2 separate regions of the Homo sapiens genome follow, and region 2 is linked to region 1. A link is a loop called in an ENCODE intact Hi-C map of the cell type or tissue named here. Cell type or tissue: PC-9. All regions are shown on one strand. Links, peaks and the distances in the headings refer to the core of each region. The heading gives the core; the rest is flanking DNA. Region 1 overlaps LOC105374294 (a long non-coding RNA gene). Region 2 holds the start of LOC124909476 (a long non-coding RNA gene).

The links. Hi-C counts contacts between places; a loop is a spot of excess contacts. Peaks named below come from ENCODE experiments on the same cell type or tissue, not always from the same donor. Only the 100,000 strongest peaks of a DNase experiment are listed, where the experiment ranks them.
Region 2: it touches region 1 in a loop (3-fold over the local background); 3 of 110 quality-filtered maps call a loop at or near these places.

The regions. Positions count from the first base shown.
Region 1 is chr3:194,978,243-194,994,358 of GRCh38, forward strand. LOC105374294 (a long non-coding RNA gene) reads right to left here. Exons shown (of 4, transcript XR_924873.2): 3 at 15,946-16,116; 4 at 3,341-4,543. Among named protein-coding and RNA genes, the nearest start is that of XXYLT1-AS1, 110 kb to the right of the region's middle. RefSeq lists enhancers at 8,065-8,565, 9,858-10,358. In PC-9, for the core only: no CTCF peak of the experiment used is centred there; a DNase peak (open chromatin) is centred at 8,519; H3K27ac peaks cover 968 bases.
Region 2 is chr3:195,096,634-195,110,349 of GRCh38, forward strand. The region is part of intron 3 of XXYLT1 (xyloside xylosyltransferase 1); the gene reads right to left. It overlaps LOC124909476 (a long non-coding RNA gene), which reads right to left and starts at 9,910. Exons shown (of 2, transcript XR_007096226.1): 1 at 6,997-9,910; 2 at 6,219-6,881. RefSeq lists an enhancer at 6,005-7,204 and a silencer at 9,798-9,967. In PC-9, for the core only: no CTCF peak of the experiment used is centred there; a DNase peak (open chromatin) is centred at 6,178; H3K27ac peaks cover 1,180 bases.

The DNA.
Region 1 (16,116 bases), core at 7,180-9,679:
AGAATACAGAGATGGGGAAAGAGGCAATATTTAAAGAGATGATGGCAGAAATATTTTTCAGAGATTAGGAAAGACCTATGGCCCCACATTAAATAAGCATACTAAGCCCAAAGCAGGATAAATAGACATAAATTCACATCTACAAGGAAAAAAAATGGTAAAAGCTAGTTTAATGAAGAGATAGATCACCTACAAAAGAATGGCTATCAGATTAACGGCAGAGCTTCCTTCATCAACATAGATATCCTAAGACAATGACTTATATCTTCAATGTGCTAAGAAAAAATGTCTTCCAAGGGGATTATAGTGTAGAACAGGTCCTCTCCTTCTCCTCCAGTATGTCTACACTTAAGAGGTCAATAGGGCCAGGTGCGGTGGCTCACGCCTGTAATCCCAGCACTTTGGGAGGCCAAGGCAGGTGGATCACAAGGTCAGAAGTTCAAGACCACCATGGCTAACATAGTGAAACCCTGTCTCTACTAAAAATACAAAAATTAGCCTGGCATGGTGGTGGGCACCTGTAATCCCAGCTACTCAGGAGGCTGAGGCAGGAGAATCACTTGAACCCAGGAGGTGGAGGTTGCAGTGAGCCGAGATCGTACCACTGCACTCCAGCCTGGGTGAGAGTGAGACTTCGTCTGAAAAAAGAAAAAAATATTCAATGTACCTGTGAAGGAGCTCTTGTTTATTGAGCATGTCCCTTTGAAGAAATGACTGAAGAGAGTCATTCCTCCGAGAGGTAGGAGCTGGTGGAATGGGACCTGCTAAGTCCACATTACCCAGGGACTGAGACTCGCTCCTTGAATTCTATATTCAAGTAAACTGGCGTTCAAGATATGCCAGGTGGATCAGCTAGACAGAGGTGAGCTAAATATTTGTTTAGATATATTAAGATAGTTTAAGGCCCAGAGATCCCCTCTGAAAGAACTTGAACTAGTCAACAATTCAGAGGGGAAATAGAAAGTGAACCCAGAAGAAAAGCACGACTGGAAAAAAAAAAAAACAAGTGTATTAATTTGCTAGGGCTGCCATAACCAAGTACCACAGAGTGGGTGGCTTCAACCGCAGACAGTTATTTTCTCCCAGTTCTGGAGGCTGGATGCCCAGGGTCAAGGTGTCAGCAGCTCTGGTTTCTGAGGACTCTCTCTCTGGCTCGCAGACGCCGGTCTTATTGCTCTGTCCTCACACGGCCTTTCCTCTCTTTGCAGACATGTGTCTGTGTCCAAATTTCTTCTTCTTTTAAGGACATCCATCATATTGGATTAAGGCCCATTCTAAACACCTCACTGTAACTTAATTACCTCTTTATTTTAAAGACCCTATCTCCCAATACAGTTACATTCTGAGCTATTGGGGCTTCAACATATGAATTTTGAAGAAACACAATTCAACCCATAACAGTAAGTGTGTACAAAGAAATTAGTAAGATCTAAATAAGTATTGAATCATCATTATCACCATCATCTCATCATCATCATCATCATCAATTTGGGAGATTTAAAAACATGAGGAATTAAAATAATAGAAATAGTAAAAAATGTGAGCAGTGAAAGGTTGTAAGTAAGAAATTTTGAGTGTATAAAATTACTGTTTTTATTCAGGAGAAGGATAAAGTGTTGATTAACTTCAGGCTTTGTTCAAAAAATACACAGTGAAGTATGCATATTATAAGCTTTAGGAAAATAGTGAAAGATCAGAAACACATGCATAATTTTCAAATCAGTAGAGGGCAAAAGAGGGAAGAAAATCTAATCAGTCTCACAGAAAGCCACAGAAAAGGAGTGGGAAAGGCAAAGAAACAATACATGAAGAATGCAAAATAAGATAGACAAAAATCCAAATCATCACAGTAATCACAGAAATCGTAAATGGATTAATTTTTCCTATTAAAAGATAGACACTCGGAGTACACTTCCAATGTCCAGATTATGCAGTTTGTAAGAAATGCACTAAACATAATGACAGAGCTTGAAAATAGACATAAAAAGATATACCAGGGGTATCCGTTATAAAGCTTTGGTTACAGGGTACAGAAGAATCAACCAAATTGGTTAATAATAAAGTAGATTTATTAGTTTAGATAAACAGACGTTGCAGAGGCAGGATCAGCTTCAGAGTAGCTTGATTCAGCAACAATCTCATTAAGGACCGAGCATCTTCCTATCTCTGCTCTCCCTTCCATGGTATCAGCTTTACTTTTAGGCTGGCTTCCCTTTGGGAGAAAATTGACTGTAGGATTTCTAGGTTTCATCTCACCTATCCCATCAAGAAAATTCGAGGCAATTCTAAAGAACAATAAGAGATTAGGGAATATGGCTTAACCAACAGGATATAAACAATTCTTATAAAGCTATACTAATAAAACTGGGTGATATTTATAGAGCAATAAAAAATAGACCAAATTAATAGATCAGAGAGCTTAGAGACTACATATATATAGATATACTTGGTGTTGGGACAATGGCTTTCCATGTAAAAGAATAAAATCAGGTTCCTATCTCATAGCATGCACAAAAATAAATTCCAGTTTGGCTAAAGCCTATATATTAAAAATATAACTTTTAAGCTACTAAAAAAAAATCTTTATGACATCAGGTAATAAAAAGCTTTCAAGATATAAGAGAACAAACCGTTTAAAAATTCATAGATTTGTCTATATCAAAATCAAAATGCTTTATGACAAAAAATGATAGATTAGAAGTTGTTTACAATATGAAATACCAAAAAGGTAGTCTTCAGAATATATAAAGACCTTCTACAACTCAATAAGAAAAAGGCGCTCAACCCAATAGAAAGAGGGTAAGAGATTTAAAGGGGTAATTCACAGAAGAGGAAATCCAAGTGGTCATGAATACATGAAAAGACGCTCAACTCATGGAAGCACTCACAGAAAACAAGTTGAAATCTTCTCATATCATGTCAATCTCCATATTTTAGAAAAAAATTAAAAGTCTGAAAATACTAATCTTTGTGAAAATATGAGGAAAATGGGAACTTTCAGAAACACTGCTAGTGGGGGATAAATTAGCACAGCCATTTGGGGAACAGCTTTGCAGTTATTATTAACATTGAAAAATGCACACATTTTATGACCGAAAAAATTCCCAAGGCATCAACCCTAGAGAAACTCTTCTATGAGGGTAAGAAAACACCTCAGCCTTGTAATAATGAAAACATTTTTAAACAACCTAAATTTTCATCTAAAGTAAAAGTGGTACATATTAATTAGCAGCAGTGAAAAGCAATGAACTATATCTGCGTATCTTGACATGAACAGATCTTCTAAGCCCCGTAATGAGTGAAAAAATCAAAGTGACATATATATAGAGAGAGAGAAAGATTATTTATTACATAAATTTATTACATAAATTTTTTAAATGTGGAAGATAATACTTTACATGATTAGGGACACAAATATATATTATAAGCATTTTTTAAGTGGACAAGAAGGCACATACCAAATTTATGACAATAACTTCCTCTGGAAAGGAAAGGAGGGAAATAGGAATGGGTAGTGATAAAAGTGAGATTCAATTTCATCAGTGAATTTCCTTTTTTAAAGCTCTCTGTGGGATTAATATGATGCTGTGTTTTAGACCATTTTCTGTTGCTTTAATAGAATGACTGATACTGGGTAATTTATAAAGACCAAAAGGTTATTTGGCTCATGGTCTTGGAGGCTGGGAAGTCCAAGGGCATGGCATCAGCACCTGGTGAGGGTTTTCTTGCTCATCATAACATTGGGGAAGGCATTATACAGAGAGAGAGCAAGCAAGCACATATGAAAAAGACTGCAAAAGTGAGCTGAGCTCATTTTATAACAACCCACTCTCGTGAGAAGTAACTTCCTCCCTAGAGAACTAATTCACTCCCATGATAATGGCAGTAATCCATGCAGGAGGGCTCCACTCTTGTGATCCAAGGATCTCTTAAAGGCCCCACGTCTTAATACTGTTACATTGGCAATGAAGTTTGTAACACATGAACTTTTAGGGGGCACATTCAAACCAGAGCAGGCTGGGACTTCAAATCTCACCCTACTGAGTTTCTTCCCCTTCTCTGACCTGCATCTCCCATTGTCTTGCCAGTTTCTCCTGGGAGCGCTTCCCTGATAAACTGTGTGCACAGTGAACCTCATCCCACGGTCTGCTACTAGAGAGCCTGTCCTAAGACGATGAGGCACTCAAGCGTCTCCCCCTCACTCCAATTCTTTGCTCCATCTTTGGTAGGCTGAAAAATGACTCCTGCCCCCACAAAAAATCAGTATTCTAATCCATGTGACCTGTGAATTTTACATTGTATGGCAAAACAAAGGGGTCTTTGCAGATGAGAGTAAATTAAGGATCTTGGGACGGAGGGTTATCTGGATACGCCCTAAAGGCACACACATTTATCCTTATCAGAGTGAGGCAGAGGGAGATTTGACCACACACACAGATGAGAAGGCCATGTGACGATGGATCAGGGAGAAATTCAAAGATGCTGGCCTTGAAGATTGGAGTGATGAGGCCACAAACCAAGGAATGCCAGCAGCCACCAGAAACTGGAAGAAACAAGAAACAAATTATCCCCTAAAGCTTTCAGAGGAGCATGGCTGTCTATGATTTTGAACTTCTGAGCTCCAGAACTGGGAGGGAATAAGTTTATGGTAATTCGTTAAAACAGCCATGGGAAACCAACATGCTCTCCTACTAATAAAAGCTTATAATCCTTACACCATGCTTACCATATCCCAGGCCCTGTGCTGAACTTTCACCCTGGTTGTCTCACGTAAGACTCACAATATCTCTTTGGGTTAGTTAATTCACAGGAGCAAAAACTGAGGTTTGAAGAAGTTAAATGACTTGCCCAGGGTGACACAGAGTCAGGATTCAGACACAGGCAGGCCAACTCCAGAGCTGTCCTTCTCTACAAGTACTGTGGTCCCACCTTTCAAGTTGGGAGGCCCAGCAGGGATGGTTATCAAGCAGGGAAGAAGGGGAGGTATGTCCAGTCTCTGCTGTATGTCAGGATCCCAGAAAAAAAGCATTAGAAGCCTGGGCTCTGGTATCTCTCCACCTGCCAGACCCCACCCACCAGTTCCAAGGAAAGGCAGCCCCAGCAAACGTCTCCACAGGGACTGAGCAAGGCAGATGGCTGGGCTGCTGAGCAGACGGAGGGAGCCCAGGGCTTTCTGTGCTCAAGGCCTGCTCAGAGAAGGTTGGTCTGGACACCCCAACCAGCCAGTTCACCAAGCACTGGCATCTTCCCACAAGAGAAGAAAGGAGGGAAAGATGGAAAAGAAAGAGGGAGGAAAACAAAACAGCCCAAACAGCCCAAATCACTCCTCCCCCAACAGCTGCGTTCAACAAAGGGACATTAAATTAAATTCTTGAGGAAACAGGGCTCAGAGGGTAGGACCATGCCAAGTGAGCCCAGGAACACTTACCACTCTTCGGAACCCAATTAGCCTCCCTTTGGGACACTGGGCTCTTCATTAATCCCTTCTCTGGCTGAAAATGAGGTCCCTGTGCTTTGATCCCCTCTGCCTGCCTGCCAGGGCTCCTGGCTGGGAAATGTCACATCTGCCACTGCTCACACCATTGTCTGAGCTTACAGACCCATGGCTCTCCAGTAGCATAGGCCACGCTGCCAGAAGCCCCTCCAAACACTCACCCAGACTTGAGTGTGGTCCCCAGATACACCCAACATACTCTCTGGGCACCATCAGAGAAAACTCAGACCCAGTACCTGCCATGAAAGAACTTGAGATGGAAGAGGGAGAAAAACTTATACAAAAACCTTTGATATGGCCCATAAAATCTCATCAGAGCCTCTACTTTACTGAGCACTGGCCTAATCCCATTCCCACATGGTCCATAAACACTTTTGTGTCCCTTACCCCACTGGGCCTGTCGCCCTGCTGTCCTGCCCTGATGCAGCTGGAGGCTGGGGGGCTCCAGCCTTCTCCTGAGGATTCCTGTCTAAATGCTCAGCTGCTCTGGAATTCACAGGAGCCCAGGGCATGGGGCCCACCTGGTCTCCTGCTTCCTTCAGGTTGTTGCAGAGCCCCTGTCCTCCCTCGCCTTCTCTACCCCTTTGCTCCCCCTGCCTCGCCTGCAGCTGTCCATGAGCTCTGCTCAGCAAGTCCCAGCTGACCTGGATCTTTCCTTTTTTTCCAGCTAAACAGATATCTGCCTTGCTAATACTGACTGCCTTTCAAAGCATAATTATGATGTGTTGTGTTAAAATCACACTCCAGTAAGGAGCAGGAGACAGGGGAGAGGAATGGATGGGATGAAGAGGGCCAAGAGTCTCTTCCTGTCTCCCGGTGCAGGGATTAAGAGACTGAAGAGGGCATTCTGGGGAAACTGAGGCTCAGAATGGCCCAATAACCTGCCCAAAGCCAGACAGTCTGTAACTGGTGGAGCTAAGATCCTGCTGTTGACTTCATTTGCAGGTGGAGGAGGATGAGAAGGAAGTTTAGGGTGCATCTGCCAGGTCTGGGCAGAGCCTGCCCCAGTTGTGTTCAAGGTCCAGTGTTCAACACCCCCACCCTGGCCCCATGCGGGACTCCAGGGAAAGCCTGGAACCACGCCCCGGGAAAACACACAGGAACTCTGAGGGCTGGGCAGGGAGGGCTGCGGAGCTGCCCAGGACACCTTGCCTGACAAGGGCTCCTGCCATGCAGCTCATTTCAGCATAACACCTGCTTACGACGGCCTGCTCTGCCTGGGGAAGGATATCAGGCCCCGTGGAGGATGCACAGCGAAGCCAGCACGTCCCTGACCTCAAGAAGTTGCCAGCCTCCCGAGGGAGATGGCTGTCGCACGGACTCCCGCACCCACCAGAAGGCCTGCAGGGAGACCTCTGGGGCCGCTTTTCAGTCACGACCTCTATGCTCCACGCCCGTCCTCTGGGCGCCAACTGGTGATGCTGGAGCTGGGACTCTGCCCGCGGCTCCGCTCTGCCAGCCGGGTCTGTGTAGGCTCTGCAGCCCGGGCGCTAGAGCGGCACCTCCAGGCTGGTGCGGGAGGCAGGACTTGCTCTTCCTATTTGCTCCCTGTCCGCTTCCTGCGGGCTTCCTGTTCCTGGGAGCTCGTTGTCTCCCTCCCCAGCCAACAGCCGGCAGTGCCAAACCGGAGCCGCAGCGGAACGCAGCTTGCAGCTTCTCCAACTCTGGCAGAAGCAGTTGCGTCACCCTGTGGCCCAAGAGCCGGCTCAGACCCCTGCTCAGAGGTTGGGATCCCAGGCAAGTGGGCCCTTGTCTGCAGGGCCCCAGCGCCAGCGCGCAGAGACCTCTCCTCAAGTCGGCTCTGCAGGGTCCCTCCGCTGTGTTTCTAAATGTCCCCCTTCGCCCCTTCAGCCACAGAAATAGTAGTAGCTGCCTTCTGCAGTTGCCACTTCTGCTCACCCTGTCAGTCTCTGTCACCCTGATGACTGCAGAGAAGAGTCTGGAGACCAAGATGGACCTCCCAGGACTTACAAAGCAGAGACTTTCACTCCTGCTCTGCTGAAAATCCCCTTCATGCCCTGGCTTTCCTGGACTGTGTCCTCGTTTCAACCTCAGTTTTTTTTGTTGGTTTGTTTGTTTTTGTTTTGTTTTTGAGATGCAGTCTAGCTCTGTCGCCAGGCTGGAGTGCGGTGGCGACATCTCAGTTCACTGCAGGCTCCCCCTCCCGGGTTCAAGCGATTCTCCTGCCTCAGCCTCCTGAGTAGCTGGGACTACAGGCGCCCGCCACCGCGCCTGGCTAATTTTTGTATTTTTAGTGGAGAAGGGGTTTCACCAAGTTGGCCAGGATGGTCTCCATCTCCTGACCTCCTGCTCCGCCCACCTCAGCCTCCCAAAGTGCTGGAATTACAGGCGTGAGCCACCGCGCCCGGCCTCAACCTCAGTTCTTTATAGGAAACTCTCTGTGCCCTCCTTATTGGATGCTGACTGCTGCTGGATCTTTAGTGGGTAGCTAGCCTTTTGATCTCATCCTCAGGATCTTGATGGCCCCCTCTCTGATAGCAGTTGACCTTATTCGTAGAACTGCTCCTCCACATGGCCCATCCCTTAGGATTTGACTTCACTGCCATAGCAGTCCCCTCTGCCCTAACTTGGCCTGAACATGATGTCAGTCCCAGAGGTGGGCCTGTGGCCTAAGGCAGCTGACCACAGCCTTCCCTGGAACCTGTATACTCTGAGCTCTTTCTTTTCCACAGTCACCAACTAGGGTAATTTAAACTGGGTTGTCTGCAGCGGGGCCTCTGCCTCCCACGGCTCCCCGTCCCAGGTTATCCTGTGTGTAGTAGAAAATAATGGTGACCATTCACAGATTGAGAGCTGGCTGCATTGAGGCTGCCATCCGGTCATGCCTGAGGTCCACTCCACCCCTGTCTTTCCCAATTTCTGGAGCCCAAAGCCTCCCTTTGTGTGTAGGCAAGCGTGAGCTGGGTTTCTGTCACGCTCAACAGAGGGAGTCCTGACTGATGTGGCAACGCCCCCCACACCTAGGTCGTCTGGAAACAAGCTGAGTCAGGGCTGGTCTAGTCAGACTCCCTACCTGGTTCTGCAACCTCACCACACAGTCTCCGCCGTGCCACAGTTGCTGCATAGCTTCCTGCTTATGCAATGGCTTTGCCAAGGGCCTAGACACCCAGTCGGGCCTGGCTGAACCAGGGCCAAGTTGAAAAGGCAAAATCCAAGATGGAACTAAGCAACAAAAGAGTCAAGAATCCAGGCCCCTCCCACCCCAGAGCCGTGGGCTTGACGCTGAACCTGAGTCTTCCCCAACCCCCTTGTATGAGGACGTGTGTAGGCGGTAAGTGTTGTGCGACAATAGGATTATATTCATTCCACTTCCTTAATGAGCCAGGCTTCTTTTGGAAATATCAGGCTCCAAAGCTGAGACATATATAATGTTATATATAAATAGAATGAATATAAATAGGCTGGGCACATTGGCTCACGCCTGCAATCCCAGCACTTTGGGAGGCTGAGGCGAGTGGATCACCTGAGGTCAGGAGTTCGAGACCAGCCTGGCCAACATGGTGAAACCTCGTCTCTACTAAAAATACAAAAATTAGTCGGGCATGGTGGCAGGCACCTGTAATCCCAGCTACTCAGGAGGCTGAGTCAGGAGAATGGCTTGAACCCAGGAAGCAGAGGTTGCGGTGAGCCACGATAGTGCCATTGCACTCTAGCCTGGGTGACAAGAGTGAAACTCCATCTCAAAAAAAAAAATGAATATAAATATATATGAATATAAACATATGTAGAGAGAATGAATATAAATAGATATATACATATGCATATGTGCGTGTGTGTCTAGACATATAGATACCTATATACACCCCAGAATATCTTTCCTATTTCTGCAGGAATAGGGTCCCAGGGGCCTCAGAGGCTGTTTAGTCCAGCCCACTCCCCTTCCCTCCCTCCTCCCAGATAAGGAAATTGAGGCTTCCCACCAAATCATGTAGTTGGTGACTCGCCACGTTGGGAGCAGAATCCAGGCCTCCTCTCGAACACATCAGTGTCTGACTGAACTGAAACTGCACACAAGGCAGATGCCTGACAGCTACCACCCTCAGACGTCAGTCTAGCAGGGTTCCCTGCGAGGACCTTAAGGGAGGAGAGGGGCAGCTGGAGGCCCTGAAGTCAATAGGCGTGCAGGGCCGTCCTCTCCTCTGAGGTTTTTTGCGTGGGACTTCCGAAGAGAAGAAGCTTCTCCCAAGTATATTTTCAAAATTCTTCTCTACATCAGACACACGGAAAAAACACAGCCAAAAGGCATCGGTGTGCTGACCCCAGCCCAGGCCCAGCAGGCAGCATGACGCAGGAAAAGGGGCCTGGCCCCAGCTGGCTGGGCAACCTGGGGCAAGTCATTCAGCCTCTTTGGGCTTTTGCTTTCCTATGTGCCACGTAGCGGGAGAGGGCATTCCAGTTCCCTACCCAACCTACTGTCCAAAGCTTTTGTCTCCAACTCTCTCATGCCAAGGCACAGCCCTGACTCTGCCAGCCCCCTGATCAGGGCCTCCCCAGGCAACAATAGGACCATGCCCATCACCGGGTACAAACTTTGTGGAGTTGTTGTGGACAGGGAGTGCCAGGCCTGGGTTTCCCTGGAGAGACACCGACGTGCAGGTACCACACATTTTGACTCCTGTCTTCTAAGTCGTAACACTGCAGCTCCCAGGATTTGCCAATTCAGCCCGGCTGCCCCCACCACGCTACTGATTACAGAACGGTCTAGAGACCAAGATGAACCTCCTGGGACTTAGGAAGCAGGACTGTGAATTCCCTTCATGCCCTGACTCTCCTGTACCTGTGTCCCAATGTCAAGTCTGAGAACCACAGAAACCTAGGAAGTCAGGGCTTTAGAGGAAAGCTCGTGATTTTAGCCTCCTCTCTCCCAATCCATTTTACAGACGAGGAAACTGCCCCAGAGGGCGCAGGAGAGACAGGGCAGGACCAGGAACTAGCTCACAGGTTGTCTAGATCTAGTCCCCACCCACTTTATTCTAGGTGCGCCCTTGGGAAATTCACTTCATCCCTTAGAGTGGCAGTTTCCACCTCTGTCAAGGTGAAAATAATCCCTTCTTTGTGGGGCTGCTGGAAGGATGAAGGAGGTTAATAAATGTAAAAGGCTTGGAGTAGTGCCCACCAGAGAAATTTGTCATTGTGAGCTCTATTAGTCACTTGCTCTAACAAACACCTCAAACCTTCAAAGTCTTAACACAAAAGAAGTTGATCACTCCTATAACATCCAACGCCAGCATTCCTTATGGGTGGGCTATTCGTCACATGGGGACCAGGAACTCAGGTTCATCATTTCCTGTGGTTTCCCCATCCCCGAGGACCCAGAAGGCCTCTGTTTCCAGTCAACAGAAGGGGGAAGACAGAGTGGAGAAAGCCCATCCACTCCTAAGCCTCAGCCCAGGGGTATTGCACGTGACTTCCATTCATACTCCACTGGCGAGAGCCAGCTCTATGGTGGCCATACTTGACATGGAAGAGTGGGGAGATGTAGTGTCTGGTCGAGTGGCCACCTCCCAACAACAAGCCCACCATACGGAAGGGGAGCCCACATTTGTCTCTGCAACAACTAACAAATCCTCCTGACCTAGTGGCTTCACATGACACTTATTGGTTCACACTCTCTGAGTCAACAATGTGGGCTGGAACCAGCAGTGGTTTTTCTGCTAGTCTCATCTGGGGTCACTTATGCAGCTCCAGTTAGCGGACAGCCCGGCTGGGCCTGCATGGCCTAGGACGGCCTCATACACATGTTCATCCCTGAGCATGCTATCAGCCAGGGTGTCTCGGTTCTCCAGCAGCGCATTCACACGGCAGCAGAAGTCCAAGGCGGCAAGAGCAAGACACCACAAGGCTTCCTAAGGCCTAGATTTGGCAACCACGTAGCATCATTTCTGCCACATTCTACTGATCAAAGCAAGTCACCAGGCAAGTCCAGGTTTAAGGAGTAGGGAGACAGACTCCACCTCTCAAAAGAATCTGTGGCCATTTGCAATCTACACACAGGGGTGGAGGAGAAGGATCACCCTCAGAAGATAAGAGGTTGTATTTTACACAGACCAGACACTCAGTGTCCTCTGCCATGGCTATCTGGTTGTCAGGATTTGAGAAGGAGTGTGGCTGCATCATACATATATGTAACCTATGGAGTCAACGAATCCACTGGGGGAGGGCAGAGAGAGATTATTTAAAGAGTGTCTTTGACTGGGTGCGGTGGCTCACGCCTGTAATCCCAGCACTTTGGGAGGCCGAGGTGAGCAGATCACGAGGTCAAGAGATGGAGACCAGCCTGGCCAAGATGGTGAAACCCTGTCTCTACTAAAAATACAAAAATTAGCCAGGCATGGTGGTGCATGCCTGTAGTCCCAGCTACTTGGGAGACTGAGGCAGGACAATCGCTTGAACCAGGGAGGCAGAGGTTGCAGTGAACTGAGATGGTGCCATTGCACTCTGGCCTAGTGACAGGGTGAGACCCCGTCTCAAAAATAAATAAATAAATAAAGGGTGTCTTTGATCCCAAGGCATTGACTCCATGCCTTAGTGTGGCCATATGACATGATAGAGAAGACACATTTATTATCCCCTCCCCAGTGTCATTTCCCACATGCCTGTCAGAGGATGAGCACTTGATTGGGCAGAGTATGATCCTAATGACTAAAGAGACACGTTTTTCATGGTGCATGATCTCCAGATACCTGTCAACGACTTCCTCTGGTGTTCAATCGAAGAACTAACGATTCCAGTGCTGGAGGAAAATCTGGCCGGGATGCACTCACAGAGAGAGAGAGAGTGTCTGACTCCAGTGTTATGCCTTCCTAGGGGACTTTCAAGGGTAATGTGGACTACACAGGATTCTAACCTAGTGTGCTAAGCTTAGAGCCCATCCTTCAGGTTAGCTAGGGCTCCCCTGGAGCACACATCTGTGCCAGCACAGGTGCTCAGTCACAGAGAGGAGTGTGGTTGGTCTCGTGCTAGGAGTCATGGATCTAACCAGTATGACTGCGGTGAACTCCTTTCCTCTCCCGGCCCTGGGAAGGGAACACTGGCCGACTAGAAAGACTCTAAAGGGAAGTGACCAGCACAGAGGGGCACAGAGCAGTCTGCAGACCAAGTCATGGGGATGATGGAAACGGCAGGTTTAGCCAGAGAAGAGAGACACAGAGAAGTTAAATATTCACATATTAGACAGGGTCAAACATGCTTGGTCATGTTATTATTCCCTATCCAGAGGCCTGCTGTGCTCTAGAGCAATCCTCCTCCTCCTCCTCCTCTTCCTCCTCCTCTTCCTCCTCCTACTCCTTCTCCTCTTCCTCCTCCTCCTCTTCCTCCTCCTCCTCTTCCTCCTCCTCTTCCTCCTCCTCTTCCTCCTCCTCTTCCTCCTCCTCCTCTTCCTCCTCCTCCTCTTCCTCCTCCTCCTCTTCCTCCTCCTCCTCTTCCTCCTCTTCCTCCTTCTCCTCTTCCTCCTCTTCCTCCTGCTCTTCCTCCTCCACTTCCTTCTCCTCTTCCTCCTCTTCCTCCTCCTCCTCCTCCTCTTCCTCCTCCTCTTCCTCCTCCTCTTCCTCCTCTTCCTCCTCCTCCTCTTCCTCCTCCTCCTCTTCCTCCTCCTACTCCTCTTCCTCCTCCTCCTCCTCTTCCTCCTCCTTCTCCTCCTCTTCCTCCTCCTCCTCCTCCTCTCCCTTTCTGTCTCTCTCTTCCCTCCTTTGCTCCTTAAATTCAATGTCACCAGGTGATCCAATATATAAAAGCTGTGAGTGGTGATGCTCCCTCGGGCAGTTTAGATCTTCGCTTTTAGTGGAAAACACTTGCATTACGTGAAACTGAGGCAGGAGAATAGGACCTGGACGCAAGGAACCTAATTAAAATTTAATAATTAGAAAATTTTAAAAGCAATTTTTATTACAAATGCACTTCTTAATGAGATAAATGGAGATAAATGGAGCTGGCTTTTTTCCAACTAGGTTGTGTATCAGTTGATGAATATGACTTACTGTTTTAATGAGTCGGAGTTGAGCATCAATTTTATACCTATTTTTCTGGTTTTTTAGATGTAGGCATTGAGAAACTCTAGTCATATCAGTAGATGGGAGTGGAAGGAGTTTTGTTCTAAAAAGGTCATTTAATTCTCTGAACTACTGACTTACGTGCCTGAAAATCATGTAGTAAACTACTATTAACTTTGATGAAAACCAAAAACTGAAAACCATTTGTTTGGCAAAAGGATTTTTACCAGTCTCAAGAGTCATTATCCTTGTCATCTTCTGGAAAGAATACAAAAAAATTCTATTAAGACTTAGGAAATGACTCTTAATCAGACCCATTACTCTTTCCCTAAGAGGTACTTGACTTAACCCATTATTGTCAGACGAGTTTAGGAAATCAAAATCTATTACTTAATTAAACTTTTGACAATACAACATTTTGATAAAATGCTTTTATATCATCACTTGCTTTAAATATATTTTCAGAAAACCTAAAACTGCAAATTTAGTTAATTCAAATTATGAAAAATATGTCATATAACTTAATTATCAAACCAGTCCTTACTATTAAATCTATCAACCAAATCAGGCTTTATGTCAGAAAAAGTCCAGCTTTAGAAACATGCTAACAGGCATTTTATGGAATACTATAAAACTTAGTAGAAGATAAACTTTGTAAAAGAACATCATAAGGTAGTGTTTTAAAAATGGTTCGAGCTTTACATCATTTTTGTCCAATGTAATATTTAACCTATTTTATAAGCTTTAAAAACAAAATAATAGCTCAATATATGATTACTGACTACTTAATTTATAAAGTTTATAATAATGTACTGTGAAGCCAAAATTGCAAGTGTTTTAGGAAGTGAGGAATATGATAAAAGCCATACTTCTTTGAACTCTGGTGTTTCGCTTGGGGAATTAATTAAATAAGAATCAGAAATAATTCAATTAATTTCACTGAATATAATGATCACATTTTACTATGTATTTAATAAAAGAGAAAGATAAATTCCACTAAAAAAGTTGGTCCACACTTAGCATATTTTAAATGGGAAGTAGAAAATATAAGACATTCTACAAAATGAAATAAGATGAAGTTAACTCTCCTAGGACAATTTATGATGTGATTGGATAAAATAACTTTTACCTACTTTATTTATTTATTTATTTTTTATGTTTTTGAGACGGAGTCTCGCTCTGTCACCCAGGCTGGAGTACAGTGGCGCGATCTCGGCTCACTGCAAGCTCCGCCTCCCGGGTTCACGCCATTCTCCTGCCTCAGCCTCCCGAGTAGCTGGGACTACAGGCGCGCACCACCGCGTCCGGCTAATTTTTTTGCATTTTTAGTAGAGACGGGGTTTCATCTTGTTAGCCAGGATGGTCTCGATCTCCTGACCTCGTGATCTGCCCGCCTCGGCCTCCCAAAGTGCTGGGATTCTGTAATCACCACGCTTGGCCTACCTACTTTATTAAATAATGAGCACAACATAGGAAAGACATCACATAAAAGTTGTATTTGTATATTTTTCATGATAGACTCAGGAAACATTACAGTTATATTTGGGGGCTAGAAGAATTAAAATTCTTAAACAAAAACAGTTATTACTCCCTCTACCTGACTCTACTACATTTCTGGATTGAGAATATCCCAGCCTGAGTCCCAATTCCCTATTTCTAAAGTGAGACTTCACCTCTAACGGAAATATGCATAAGACCAGGAACGGTTTTGTACTCCAGGGTGTTTTAATGGCTTGATTAGTCCTTAAAAGGCGTCTCCCCGGCCAGGCATGGTGGCTCACGCCTGTAATCCCAGCACTTTGGGAGTCCCAGGTGGGTGGATCACCTGAGGTCGGGAGTTCAAGACCAGCCTCACCAACATGGAGAAGCCCCATTTCTACTAAAAATACAAAATTAGGTGGGTGTGGTGGCGCAGGCCTGTAAACCCAGCTAGTCGGGAGGCTGAGGCAGGAGAATCGCTTGAATCTGGGAGGTGGAGGTTGCAGTGAGCCGAGATCGAGCCATTGCACTCTAGCCTGGGCAACAAGAGCAAAACTCCATCTAAAAAAAAAAAAAGTCTCCCTTTTGTGTAGCACCCCAGGGGTTTCCCTATTTCTCACAGGACGATGGGTATCTTGCTTTCTCCAGGCAGGGGAAGCATTACCGTCAACCCAAGTGCATCCCAGGGAGATGAGTTTAGGAAAGATCGTCATGCCTGTGAGGCTGAGAATCAGAGCATGATTCCCTCAAAACCTGCAGGGCTCAAGGCCCCTTGGTGACCTCTTCCACCTGCAGGGGTTTGCAGCCCTCACTCTGAACACCGCTGCCTTCGGGCGCTGGCATCCACAGTCTCTCTTCACTGCAGGTTCCGGTGACTCAGTCCAGCTGCCCCCGCCCGCCCACACTTACCCACGGGGCTTCACCCTCGCTGCCTCCCAGCTGCCCCCGTCGCCCCACACTTACCCTCGGGGCATCACCCTCGCTGCCTCCCAGCCCCTCTCACGGAGGAAGGCTGAACATGTTCTCCCTGGAAACTGAGGCCTGGGTGAGGAGGGGCTGCTGGAGAGCAGGAATCTGCTCCCATCTTCAGGACCCTCCCTGGAGAAGGACACTTTCCCACCTCCACTAGATTCT
Region 2 (13,716 bases), core at 4,678-7,177, 120 kb after region 1:
CAAGGAAACCATTCCTTCTCCTCCTCAGGCCTTCTCAGTGCCCTGGTAATATTTACACAGTTATTTAACAAGCAAGGCTGAGCTTTCCTTTCAACTGGCAATTAAAATCAGAACATAGAGACAAGCTTTGTAAAGCTTGGTTTCCATAGAGGATAATTTTCTTCCATGGGTTTAAAAAAATGAGAATCTTGACTGAAACTGTAGGTACTCACGTCAACAGTAATGCCCACTCAGTCTTCCAAATTGAGATAGAATGTGACTACCTTTTGCTGGAGGTTAGAAATAGTTCAAATTTGTATAATTTGTTTCCCAATTTAATAAGAAAAACAACAGGGGTGAAAATGGTCAGGCTGCGCTGAGCGCTGGGCAAAGGCAGGCTGTTCTGATTCCCGCCCAGCAGACCCCTCAGACGGGCTCCCCTGGCGTCCCTCTGCTGGGACTTCCCATGTCCCTGTTGTCTTGAAGAAAGGAACAAGACATATAGGCCGGTTCATTTTTAATCTGCTGCTGGTGTGGCCCAGTCCCCTCAACCAGACTGCTGGCAACTTTAAGTTGGAGACAGTTCTTGGAAGCAGGCTCAGTGCTGAGTTGGTTTTGACATAAGAATACATACACAGACAGACAGACAGAGAGATATACTGTAGCTGACATTTACTAAATGCCAGTCACCTTTTAAACAATTTATATCAATGATTTCATCCTCACTAAACTTTGTGACGCGGGTTACAGCAATGGCAAATGCGTATCAACACGTATCTAGCACCACGTGTGGGTTACAACAGCAGCAAATGCGTATCAACACGTAGCTAGCACCACGTGCCACCACATGCAAGCACTGTTGTGTTTATATCTGTGACCTCATTCAGCTTTCATAAACTTATGAGGTTGTTATTATCATGATCCCCACTTTATAGACAAGGAAACTGAGGCTTACAAGGGTTAAGGAATTGAGTCAAAGCCCCCCAGCTAGTAAGTGGTGAGGTCTGGATTTAAACCCAGGCAGCCTGGCCTGGAGCCCCCACTGATAAGACTGTCCTCGGCTGCCTCTCAGTGCATGGCGAGCACCCTGTGAACAGTCGCCAAGATAAAACCCAGCCCTGAGCACCTCCGCTGGGACCACACAACTGCTTCTGATTCTCCGGGGGAGTGTGAGTGGAGAAAAGACCCTCACACAAATGCCCCCACCCCCCCACCACGCACACACAAAGAAGTCAGGCTGGGCAGGAAAGACGCTTCAAACCAAATGTCTGGACAAAGAAAAGATGAGACTGGTGGAGGGGAACCGAGAAAGGCTCATGGAAGGTACTGTGGTGGTGAATAAGGAAGGACCCACAGAGTCCCACAGTCCCAGCAGTGGGGCGGGTCGGGAGGGGAACAGTGTGCTTCTGGGCCTAGGGGCAGCAGAGAGTGGCGGAGGAGACAAATGTGCATGATTCCACACACAGGAAATACCAAGAACAGGCACGCTCACAGGCAGGTTAGAGCTGGGGAGAGGCAGGAAATGGGAAGTTATTATTGAATGGGTACAGGGTTTCTGTTTGGGGTGATGCACATATACGAGAAACGGTGGTGATGGTTGTACAACATTGTGAATAGAATTAATGCCAGTGACTGTACACTTCAAAACGGTTAAAATGGAGCCAGGTGCAGTGGCTCACGCCTGTAATCCCAGCACTTTGGGAGGCTGAGGCGGGTGGATCACGAGGTCAGAAGATCGAGACCATCCTGGCTAACATGTTGAAACCCTGTCTCTACTAAAAATACAAAAAATTAGCCGGGCGTGGTGGTGCGCGCCTGTAGTCCCAGCTACTTGGGAGGCTGAGGCAGGAGAATGGCGTGAACCCGGGAGGCGGAGCTTGCAGTGAGCGGAGATCGTGCCACTGCACTCCAGCCTGGGAGACAGAGAGAGAGACTGTCTCAACAACAACAACAAAAGGTTAAAATGGCGAATTCTGTGTTATGTATATATTTGACCATAATCTCTCTTCACAGTGGCAGAGGAGGTGAAGCCACGGGCCTTGATGCTGTCAAGGTCTCGGGAGCCCTCCTCGCTGCGCTGGCCCCTGCTGCAGAGCCCGTCATCAGAAGAAAGTGATTTTTTTCCTATGGGTTCTGACAGTTAAGGCCCTGGTGCCTCTTGATGGCAATCAGAGGGACTGGAAAACTCACTCTCTGCCTCATTCCAACACTACCTACGGGTGGGACCCTCCCTGGGCCTCCTGGCCTGCAGCCTGGGGTCTCCAAGCTGCCTCAGGGCTTTCCGTCCCATGTTCTGCCCGAGCCCTGAGCGGCCCTGTTGACTTGGGACATGTGCCCCTTGGCTTGGCAGGGCTGCTGCTTCTCCCTTTCCATCTCATTGCTTCAAGCACAGACCATTCCACAATCACAATGTATTTACTTTCCAAAGCTGTGGATACCAAAGGAAAAACTGTGGTAGCAGAGTACGGTGTAATTAACGTGGAATGTACCAGGGGAACCGAGGACATGGCAGACAGACACCGCGTTCTCAAACAACCGCTTGCTGTTGAAGAGGGTCTATTTTCTCCTCTCCCTCTCCCTTCCCAAGAGATTAAAATAATAAACTCTAAGAAATAAATAAACGTGCTCAGCTTCACACATACGAGGTTGACCCTGGCGCAGGTGCGTGGACTCACGTGTGGGGTAGCAGCTGGACAGCCATGATCTGTGTCCATCACCACCCAGGCATCATGACCACAGAGAGACATATTTAGCACACACATTACAGTGCCTCCCAAACCAGCACCACCATCTGGGGCCTGTGCTGTCAGCCTGGACGCAGTCAAGTCAGCTGAAAGTAAAATCCATTCTCCATAATAAAGGTGTTCACAAGCCCCTTTCCCTGTGCAAGTTAGCAAAGACAGAACCATCTGACGAAGAATTAAATGCAGTAACTGGGCTGGGCGCGGTGGCTCATGCCTATAATTCCAGCACTTTGGGAGGCCGAGGCGGGTGGATTACGAGGTCAGAAGATCAAGACCATCCTGGTTAACACGTTGAAACCCCGTCTCTACTAAAAATACAAAAAAATTAGCCGGGCGTGGTGGTGGGCACCTGCAGTCCCAGCTACTGGGGAGGCTGAGGCTGCAGAATGGCGTGAACCTGGGAGGCGGAGCTTGCAGTGAGCTGAGATCGCGCCACTGCACTCCAGCCTGGGCGACACAGCGAGACTCTGTCTCAAAAAAAAAAAAAAAAAAAAATGCAGTAACTATATTTGAATCTTGTTCAGTGTAAAAGTTCTTAAGAAAAAGTTGTTTCTAAAGTGTAGCTTCAGTCAATAATTGGGATCTGTTTCTCACTGGGCACAAAATGGAGGGAGAAGAGAAAAATTCTCCCTGTCTTACTTAAAAAAGAAGACAGACTAAATAAAGTACAATAAATATCTATAGAATAAAGTAGTGGAAATTTGGAACTTCCAAATTTGCAAATCTGGAACTTCCAGTCCCTGCATAAAGCTGTCTGAGATCCTGCACCTGAAACCAATCTCCCCGCCACCACCGTTCCCCCTGCTTCATGCGACAGGCAAGGAGTGGCCCAGCCATGTCTGTCCCTCCTTTATTCATCCTCTGTGGATGTCTGACGGCCAGATGGACAGGGCTGGTTTCCTACTGGTCTCCGAATCTCCTGCCTCCACACCTAGCATGGGGTCCTATCTGGGAAAGTGTGGCCTATATGGCATGGAAGCCAGGTACAGCAGGAGTTTTACCCACCAGAGCACCGGACAGTGTGCTTTGGCCAGGACAAGGAGGGACACATTTAGCACACACATCACAGCGCCTCCCCCAGAAGGCAGGCATCTGCAGAGTCTTCTGCCCTGGCATCAGGCTAATGTCATGCTCCTCAGTGCCTATAGAATTAACGTCACCTTAGCCCAACACATAAGGCTCCCGGTGATGTGGCCTCTACCCCTGCCAGCCTCCTCCTCCTCTCTCCCTGGCACTCTCCCCGGCACTCTCCCCTGTACTCCACCCAGACCCAAGTTCCTGGGCCTACACACGCTACCCTCACTGAGGCTGTGGTGCCCTTCTCCCTCCTCGTCCACCAGAAAACTTCTTGTCACGAAAACCCAGCTCACAGGCCATGTCCTTTGTTCAGCTCCCTCCTCGCCCCCAAGCCTTGGACTATGTCTATGGTTGTGGGGTTTATACTGATCCTACATCCCTTTCTGTCCTATTAAACTGTGAGTTCTTTGGGGACAGAGACTGTGTCTTTTTATATCGGATATCCCTGCTGCCTAACCCTGTGCCTGGCACAAAGCAGGGACTCAGTCCAAATTTACTGAAGCGAACTAGTCTAGACAGGTATACTTTCACTGTCCAACTGCAAGGATATAACTAGCCTTTTCCAAGACAGCTATAGGTTCCACAGAGCGGCCCACAGCCAAGGCCTCTGCCAGTCTCTGTGAAGGGCTTCTGGCGCAATCCCAGCAGCTCCCCAGCCTCACTGCTGTAATCCACAAAGCACCTCCCAGCACGTGACAGTGAGGCTATGACAAGTACATAATATGTCACCTTCAGAGCCGCCAGGCCTCTTGCCAGTGCTATGCCGTCCTTACGGCGCTTGGGCAGGTACCCCCAGCTTGAATGTTCGACTTAATTGATTGGGAGCAATTAAGGAGAACATGTACTAGTTAATTAAACACTGTACCCCCACTGCCACCTTCATCAAAATCTCTTAAATCACATTAGGAAAAAACAGAATCTCTCTGGCTGGTTAGTATCTTTACTCTCAGGGCATCATGATGATGAAATGGGTAAACACATCCTCTTTTGCAAAACCATTTCCTTCCCATTTATTACTTTTTCTAGAAATGCACACAACTGCTATCACTTTCATAAATATTTTAAAACATTAGTAAGTCCCAGGGACATTCCTTTTGTATACTACATATTTCAGTGAGATTTGGATAAAATATGGCAGTTATACATGTAGCTCTAATTAACATATTTCCTGAATGAAAATGATAACATCTGGCCCCTTTTAAAGATGAAATATATGAAATTGGGATATAGCAAAAAATACATCTGAGCCGGGTGCTGTGGTGTGTTCCTGTTATCCTAGCTACCTGGGAGGCTGAGGCAAAAGGACTGCTGGAGCCCAGGGCTTTATGTCCAGCCTGGGAAATGTAGCGAGACCCTATCTCTATTGAAAAAAAAAGGGGAGAGGGGAAGGGAGGGGAGGGGAGGAGAGGGGAGGGAAGAAAGAAAAAGAAAGTAAGGAAACAGAAAAAAAGGAAGAAACAAAGAGGAACGGAGGAAAGGAGGAAAGGAGAAATGTAAGGAGGAAGGGAAGGGAAAGGGAGGGGAGGGGAGGGGACGGGGGAGGGAGGGATGCGGGGAGGGAGGACAGAAAGAAAGTAAAGAAACAGAAAAAAAGGAAGAGAGAAAGAGGAAGGGAGGAGAGGAGGAATGGAAGGAGGAAGGGAAGGGAAAGGGAGGGGAGGGGAGGGGGAAAAAGAGAATTGTCTGGTATATCTGAGTCTATGTTTTCCAACAGAATAGAATGAATGTCTTCTGAATTCTATGTAAGATATACAACATGATATTTTGAAATACACAGGTAGTGAAATGGTTACAATAGTCAAGCAAATTAACATATCCATCAATTCACATTGTTACTCATCTTTGTGTGTGTGGCAAGAGCACCTAAAACAAACTCTTTTCGCAAAATTCATGAATACGATATTATGGATGATAGCCCTCATGTCACACATGAACCCTCTAGACCCGTTCATCCCACACGTCTGCTACGCTGTATCCCCTGACTGGTATCTCCCCATTTCCTCCCTCACCCTCGCCGTGGCCACGGTAACCATCATTTTCTTCTCTACCGCTGTGTATTCAGCTTTTCCTCTTTTTAAAAAGATTCTACATATAAGTGAGATCATGCGACATATTTTTTCTCTGTGTCTGGCTTATTTCACTTAGCAATAATGTCCTCCAAGTTTCATCCACGCTGTGGCAAATGGTATGACTCCTTCTTTTTAAAGGCCGAGTAATATTCCGTTTTGTGTGTGTGTGTGTGTGTCTTGTATGTTACAATTTCTTTCTCTATTCATCTATCAACAGACATTTAGGTTCTTTCCGTATCTTGGCTACTGTGAATAACGTTGCCGTGAGCACGGGAGAGCAGTTATCTTTACGAGGTAGTGATTTCATTTCCTTTGGGTCAATGCCCAGAAGAAGGACTGCTGAGTCATATAGTAGTTCTAGTTTTATTTCTTTAGGAATTTCCATATTGTTTTCCATCATGGCTGTACCAACCTACATTCCTACCAACGGTGCAGCGTGCTGGGGCTCCCTCTTCTCCACACCCTCGCCAACAGTGGCTATCTCTTGTGTTTTTGACAATGGCTATTCTATCAGGTGTGAAGTGAGAATGACTGTTTTCTGATTTTGCCAGATTTTTATATGTCTAAGGAATCAACCCCGTACTGCCAGCCTGCACTGAACGGGGAGAAGTGGCGGCTCACGCTAGTAACAGTCAGTGCTGTGGGGGGCAGATAAAAGGGAGCCTAGGAACGCTGGACGGAAATGCTGATTTGCTCCAGATAACAGACTGGAATTCCAGGCCATGAGGCTGGGCCTAGTTTAGTTAATGCTGGGCCACTGGTGGTTCTGTGACAGAAAAACAGGAGTGCAGGAATGCACCCCCACACCAGCGACCTGCGTCCATCACCCCACGCCAGCGACCTGCGTCCATCACCCCACGCCAGCGGCCTGCGTCCATCACCCCACGCCAGCGGCCTGCGTCCATCACCCCACGCCAGCGGCCTGCGTCCATCACCCCACACCAGCGGCCTGCGTCCATCTCTTCTGCATTTGTTAGAGGCTGCATGGGCCTAAATCACACACACTCAGAACCTAGAAAGAATCAGTGTAGGTAAAACAAGAGAGAAATTAATTTTAAATAGGAACATGTTCTTTGTCTTTTGAAGCCTTTTAAAGGCCCTTACATTCACTGTCGCTGTGCCTTTACCTAGACTCAGATAAATGACAGAAGAGGTGCTGTTCTGTGAGACCTTTAGAATCCATCAAGGGGAAGTCACTGGGCAAGAGGAATGAAATTCAGGCCCTGAGAAACTAGGGAAAAAAAAATTAGAGAAACAATGCAATCTTGTCAGGTGACCAATTCCAAGTGTGTCCTTTGACCTCATGGAATAAAAGACAGTCCCTGGCATAACTAGCTGAAAATACTAGCTGGGGTCATATGCTTCTGATTACTGAGAAAGGCCAGCACAGGCTGAGAGTCCCTATGCTCCTGCCTAACCCTGTGGCCTCTCCAACGAGGGGAGAAAGGTTTGACGCACTAGAAGTTCATCACTTTAAGTCTGTTGTTTGGAATTCTGAATACATTTTCCTATAACAACTATTTCCAACTGGTGTTTGGGCGCCTTTTTAGACATTACATACAGATGGACCCACAGTTTAGAATGGGAGCAATGGGGAAAGGAAAATGGGAGGTCGGGCCCATGAAATCTACTGATGAGTAGAAGCCCTTTGGGAGCACACACCCACTGTGACGGTGATGACGGTGATGAGGGCTCCGTGTGTGTGTGTGTGTGTGTGTGTGTGTGTGTGTGTGTGTGTGTGTGTATTTTATGAGAGGGCAGATGCCATGAGAGGAAAACGAGGCTCTAGGAACAGAAACAGAAGTATGAAGAAGTGGTTCAAAGACAAGAAGTAGCAAGCAGAGGAGATGGTTCTGAGTCCCAATCATTCCTCAGCTTAAGTTCTTCTTTCTACAATACTTCACTTCCCAGGCAGCAGTGCCCAGGTGAGCAGTTCCCTTGCGGGGAGGGGGTGGGGCAGCAGTGGACTCATGCTGCCTGCTGGGAAAGGGTATGTGAGATTCAGCTGCTCACACGACCATGTGTTCACTGAGCAGGGGATCACAACCTCAAGCTCCCAGAGAGCAAGGCAGTGGGGACGAGGCGGGGACCCGGGAGATCCAGACAGCGTGGCACGACCACCTGAGAGAGGCTGCTGCTGTTCAGCTGAGGCCAGGGGTTCTGGAGAAAAGGCAGGCCTAGTATCATCCTGACTTCTGAGTTTTAAAGGAAAGCTACGGAATACCTTGATTTTAAATGTTGGCAACTAATACAAAGTAACAACAACAACAAAATGCTACAGGCAAAAACAAAAACAAACAAAAAAAACCCCACACCAAAAACCCTCTTCTGTCTGGTCTGTGGAATATCAGTTTGCAGTCCCTTTCCCAGTGTCTACAGTTAGAATAAACCATTTGGTTCTTTGATTCGCAAGTCTAGCTACAAGCCAGAATCACTTTGGGTACATGGTCAAAACGCAGCTTTGGAGACCAACAGTATTGGGATGCCTGGGACAAGGCCTGAGAGCCTGTCTTTTGAGGTGCCCTGGGGATAGTGGTGTGGCTGCGCCGCATTTGGAAACCACTGGCTGGTTTGTATTTCATCCATATAACCAACTGCTCACTAGTGTTTCACACCTCCAGTTCATAATGGTCAAATACTATCACAAGAATGATAAAACCACAAAATATGCTGACCCCATGGATAGGAAAGAGGTGAATGTCAAGGGGACCTGGGACACAACCAAGTGTGTCAAAGTGTGTCTTATCTAAATGGTTTATGAAAAATTAAAACTCTATAATATATAAGCATATGTTTTAACAGACGAATTTTCCCTCTACTAAATCTTTGAGTAAAACTGACTCTTCAGGAAGATGCAGTAAGCTTTGATCCTGTGACTGGAGAGTACAGCTGTCCCCAGGATATTCACCAAAGTTTAAGAGAAACAGACATATCTACACACCGTATCATCATCTCGTCTGACTTACGCCCAAAGGCAAAGGGCCACGTGAAGTCCACAGCAGGACTCAAGTGCAAAGTCAACAGACTTTTATTTAAACTTCTGTTCAAAGGTATGTGAGTGTTGAAAGTGTGTCAGATGGTGGAGAAAATGACATAACAGGAAATTGTCGTTTAACAACAGAGTCCATCCCTGAATGCTGCAGCCAAGTCTGCGCCTCCGCGTCCACTCACGGGGCCACCGAGCAGTGATTTGGAGACCTGTTTCAACTATCAGCGGGGGCCAAGGGATCCCTGAGCCAGACCTACACCATGGCAGAGCCCCCCAGGTCATTTTCCCACCGTCGGTGAAACTGTGAGGAAACCATGGTATTATTCCTGGCCTCCCTGCGCTTCCCTCTCTCCTTTCCTGGTGACGTTTCCAGCTGTCACCAGCATTCCATGGCATACTTCTTATTCCCCACCTTCCCTTACTCTCATATCATCACTTCTTAGTAAGACTAAAGCCTTCCCCTTTCCTGTATTATTTACTTCTGATTAATGTCGGCAGCATTTCACCGGCGCGTAGCATTTAACTATTGACTTGAACACCATAGGTATTGCTTCTTATGGAAAAAGAATACTTTAAATTAAACGTGGTCTCTTTATCCAAAAGTGCCCAATTTGTTATGATTAATAAAGTTACCAATCAATAAAGTTACTTCATATGATCACTCTGAAAAAAACAATAAAACCTCTTTGTGGAAGCTCAATACACTGCCATTCTGTCATTCACTAGTGTTCTCGACGGAGAGGCGCTCTTGCTGTGCTGTGTCGTTTTTGATGGAGAGATGCTCTTGCTGTGTTTTTGACGGAGAGATGCTCTTGTTGTGTTTTTGATGGAGAGATGCTCTTGTTGTGTTTTTGATGGAGAGATGCTCTTGCTCCGCACTCCCACCTAACCCTCACCCCCAACCCCCTGAAAGGTTCTGGCCCCAGCACGGCCCCGCACACACCCTCTCTCACTGGACTTGCCCCTTCCCTTCTCCCGGGCCTCACGGCGGTGTCTACGCCGGGCTCGCTGGAACCTTCCAGGGCTCGGTGATTCGGGGCTGCGGTGGGAGGGCCCTGAGTTCTTAGACCCGCGTGCAGATCCGGCCGCGACACAGGCGAGACCCCTGCCGGCGAGGCGCGGAACTGCAGGCACGCCGCGGCAGGGAGGGCCGCAGAGCGGGAGGGGCCTGGGGCGCCCCCAGCAAAGAAGCTGGGGTGGGGGGCTGGCCACCCATCAGGTCATCAGGAGCCAAGTCCTCTTCCACACTTCTTTCACCACTGTCTTCAGCTGCCACCTCTGTCTGCCTCAGGACCATCAAGCTGTCTGGCTTCCGTCCTAAGACCCTGAGACAGAATGGAACCCTGGGCACTTACCCTCCTAGGCCAAGGCCAAATTCTCCAAAACACCCCCTAGAGGTGGGGGTGACGGGGGGAGGAGAGTAGACACTTGGAGCCCTGGACATCGGGCCAAGCATCCCACAGACGACAGATAAACGGCTCCCGGATGGTAATACAATCAGAGGCTCCACAGAATCTTTTTCTGTTGGCAATGGGATTAGAAAATAAAAATAAATCCCAAACACACACAGGCACCTGCCCTTTGCCTGGTGGAATGGAGAGCTCTCGTTTTGTTTTGCCCAGAACGACTTTCATTTACAGCTTCACATTTTCAGCAAGACGAAAAGCTGAGTCCAGACGCCCTTCAAAAAGAAGAGAGGTGGCCGGGTGCGGTGGCTCACGCCTGGAATCCCAGCACTTTTGGAGGCCGAGGCGGGCGGATCACCTGAGGTCGGGAGTTCGAGACCAGCCTGACCAAGATGGCGAAACCTCGCCTCTACTAAAAATACAAAAATTAGCCGGGCATGGTGGCGGGCACCTGTAATCCCAGCTACTCAGGAGGCTGAGGGAGGAGAATCGCTTGAACCCAGGAGGTGGAGCTTGCAGTAAGCCAAGATCATGCCACTGCACTTCAGCCTGGGCAACAAGAGCAAAACTCCGTCTCAAAAAAAAAAAAAAAAGGAAGAAAGGAGGAGGAAGAAGAAGAAGGAGGAGGAAGGAGGAGGAGGGGGAGGAGGAGGGGGAAGAGGGGGAGAGGAGGAGGGGGAGGAGGAGGGGGAGGAGGAGGGGGAGGAGGAAGGGGAGGAGGAGGGGGAGGAGGAGGGGGAGGAGGAGGAGGAGGAGGAGGGGGAGGAGGAAGGGGAGGAGAGCCACAAGTGCCAGGGGGGCAAACCTAGCAAGAACAGTCAGTATTCTCCGCACTGTGACCCCGTCCTCCCTGCGCTTCTGGCGGGGATCCAGCCCCTCAGTGTTCGGAATCCTCATGGCCTCATGAGGCCAACTTGGTAGAGACACCACCTCCTTTCTTAAATGAGGAAAATGGAGACTCCCACGTGGAGGCATCACCCGCCCAGGCCTCCGCACAGTGGGGCCCTTCTTCCAGTCAGCTGCTGGCCAGTGCTGAGGAGGGTCCCTACACACAACACAACCCATTTTATCTGGCCAACACAACTCTGATGCCATTCGGCTCTCATGCAGTTGAACCGTGTCAGATGAGAAGTGGCTGGAAACCTCCCTCTAGCTGTATGCATCTCCCACCACTCCCCATAGGGGGGTCTGGCCTTTCATCTTACAGAGAGACCTAGGTGACCTGCAGAGGCAACCCTGGGTCACCTGAGCTGCAAGTCCCAGTTCTGGGCCTGGCCTGCAATGTTCATATATTCTTCCATCCATTCTTGTTTTTCTTTACTAAACATAACTGCATGTTACAACCAGCTAGGCATAAACATTAATTAGAAACGCAAACCACCATACTGATAAAAACATGCAGAAATCCTATGAACCAGCGGCGTAACTGGGAACTTTCTCAAGAGCCTTTGACTCTTATCAAACTGCTAACTCTTGTTTTATTTGAGACTTAGTAGCATCTTCCTAGTTTTTTAGAAAATTGATTTCCTGTCTGTAAAATACACATTTGGAGTAAAAAATCTGGAAAACTTTACAAATCGTAAAGAAAAAACAACACACATATACAGTCACGCATCGCTTAACAACAGAGTTTGCTCTGAGAAATGCATTGTTAGGTGATTTCGTCTTTGTGTGAACACACAGAGTGACTTCCACAAACCTAGATGGTATTGCCCACCACACACCTGGGCTGTATGGTACAGTCTGCTGCTCCTAGGCTACAAACCTGCATGGCATGTTACTATACTGAATACTGTAGATGCCTGTAACACAATGGTATCTGTCTATCTAAACATATCCAAACATAGAAAAGGTACAGTAATAATATGGTATTATAATCGGACGGGACCACCATCATATATTGACCAAAATGTTACGCAGCATGTGACTATAACTCAATTTCACTCTCCCCCTCCATGAAGCTAGAAAGTAAATCCAAGGATGTCCTTACAACACCCTACTGGTAACGTCACGTCCCACACAGTGGCTAGAAATAATAATTAAGGCAGCTATTATCTTGTGAGGTAAGCACTACTTCAGAGCTTTACCTGTATTTTCTTTAGTTCTCACGAAAACCCCAAAGGTATTATTATTTCCAATATATTGATAAAGCAGTGAATTCTCAGGAAAGTGAACTCGAAAGGGGCAGAGCCAGGACTGTTAATCACCCAGTCCCACTACCCCCAAAATTCATGCTCAGCATTCCTCCAGATACTCTCTCTTCGTTGCTTGCAGATCTCCACTCTTGAACAGGAGCATCATTTTATGAAGGAGGGCACAGGCAAGGTACTTCCACAGCAGAGGCCGACAGCCCAGCAGCGCCTTCACTATAGCTGAACACCTTGAGGCACACTCTCGAGAAGGCGGAATAACCAGGCCTGGCTCTCCCAAGCCAGCAGCGTGTGTGTGCGTGTATGGTGTGTCTGTGTGTGGCATGTGTGTAGTGTATAAGTGTGCATGTATGTGTGCATGTGTATGGTGTGTGTGTTGGTGGTGTATGAGTGTGTGGTATATGTGTGCGTGTATGTGGTATATGTGTGCATGTGTGTGTGAGGTATGTGTACGTGTGTGGTGTATGAGTGTGCATGTGTGTGGTGTACATGTGTAGGGGGTGTGTGTGTGCATGGTGTGTGTGGTTGTGTGGCATATGAGTGCACGTGTGTGTGGTGTGTGTTGTATGAGTGTGTGTGGTGTCTGTGTGGTGTGTGTGGTGTATGTGTGCGTGTGTGTGGTGTGTGTGTTGTATGAGTGTGTGTGGTGTCTGGTGTGTGTGGTGTATGAGTGTGCGTGTGTGTGGTGTATGTGTTCAGGTATGTATGTGAGTGTGGGGCTGGGTGTGTGTGTGGTGTATGTGTGGTGTGTGTGGTGTATGAGTGTGTGTGTGGTGTATGAGTGTGCGTGTGTGTGGTGTATGTGTGCCTGTGTGTGTGGTGTATGTGTGCATGTGTGTGGGTGAGGTGTGGGTGTGTGTGGTGTGTGTGGGGGTATATGTGTGTGTGGTATATGAGTGTGCGTGCATGTGTGTGTGTTGTGTGTATGTGTGTGGGTGGGGGTGTGTGCATGGTGTGTGGTTGTGTGTGGCATGAGTGTGCATGTCTGGTGTATGTGTGCGTGTGTGTGGTGTGTGTGGTGTCTGGTGTGTGTGGTGTATGAGTGTGCGTGTGTGGTGTATGTGTGCATGTGTGGTGTGTGTGTGTGTGGTGTGTGTGGTGTCTGTGTGTTGTGTGTGGTGTCTGAGTATGTGTGTGTGTGGGTGAGGTGTATGTGTGGTGTGTGCGTGTGTGGTGTATAAGTGTGTGGTGTGCGTGTGTGGGTGAAGTGTGTGTGGGTGTGTGGTGTGTGTGGGGTGTATGTGTGCGTGTGTGGTATATGTGTGTGTGGGTGAGGGTGAGGTGTGTGTATGTGTGTGGTGT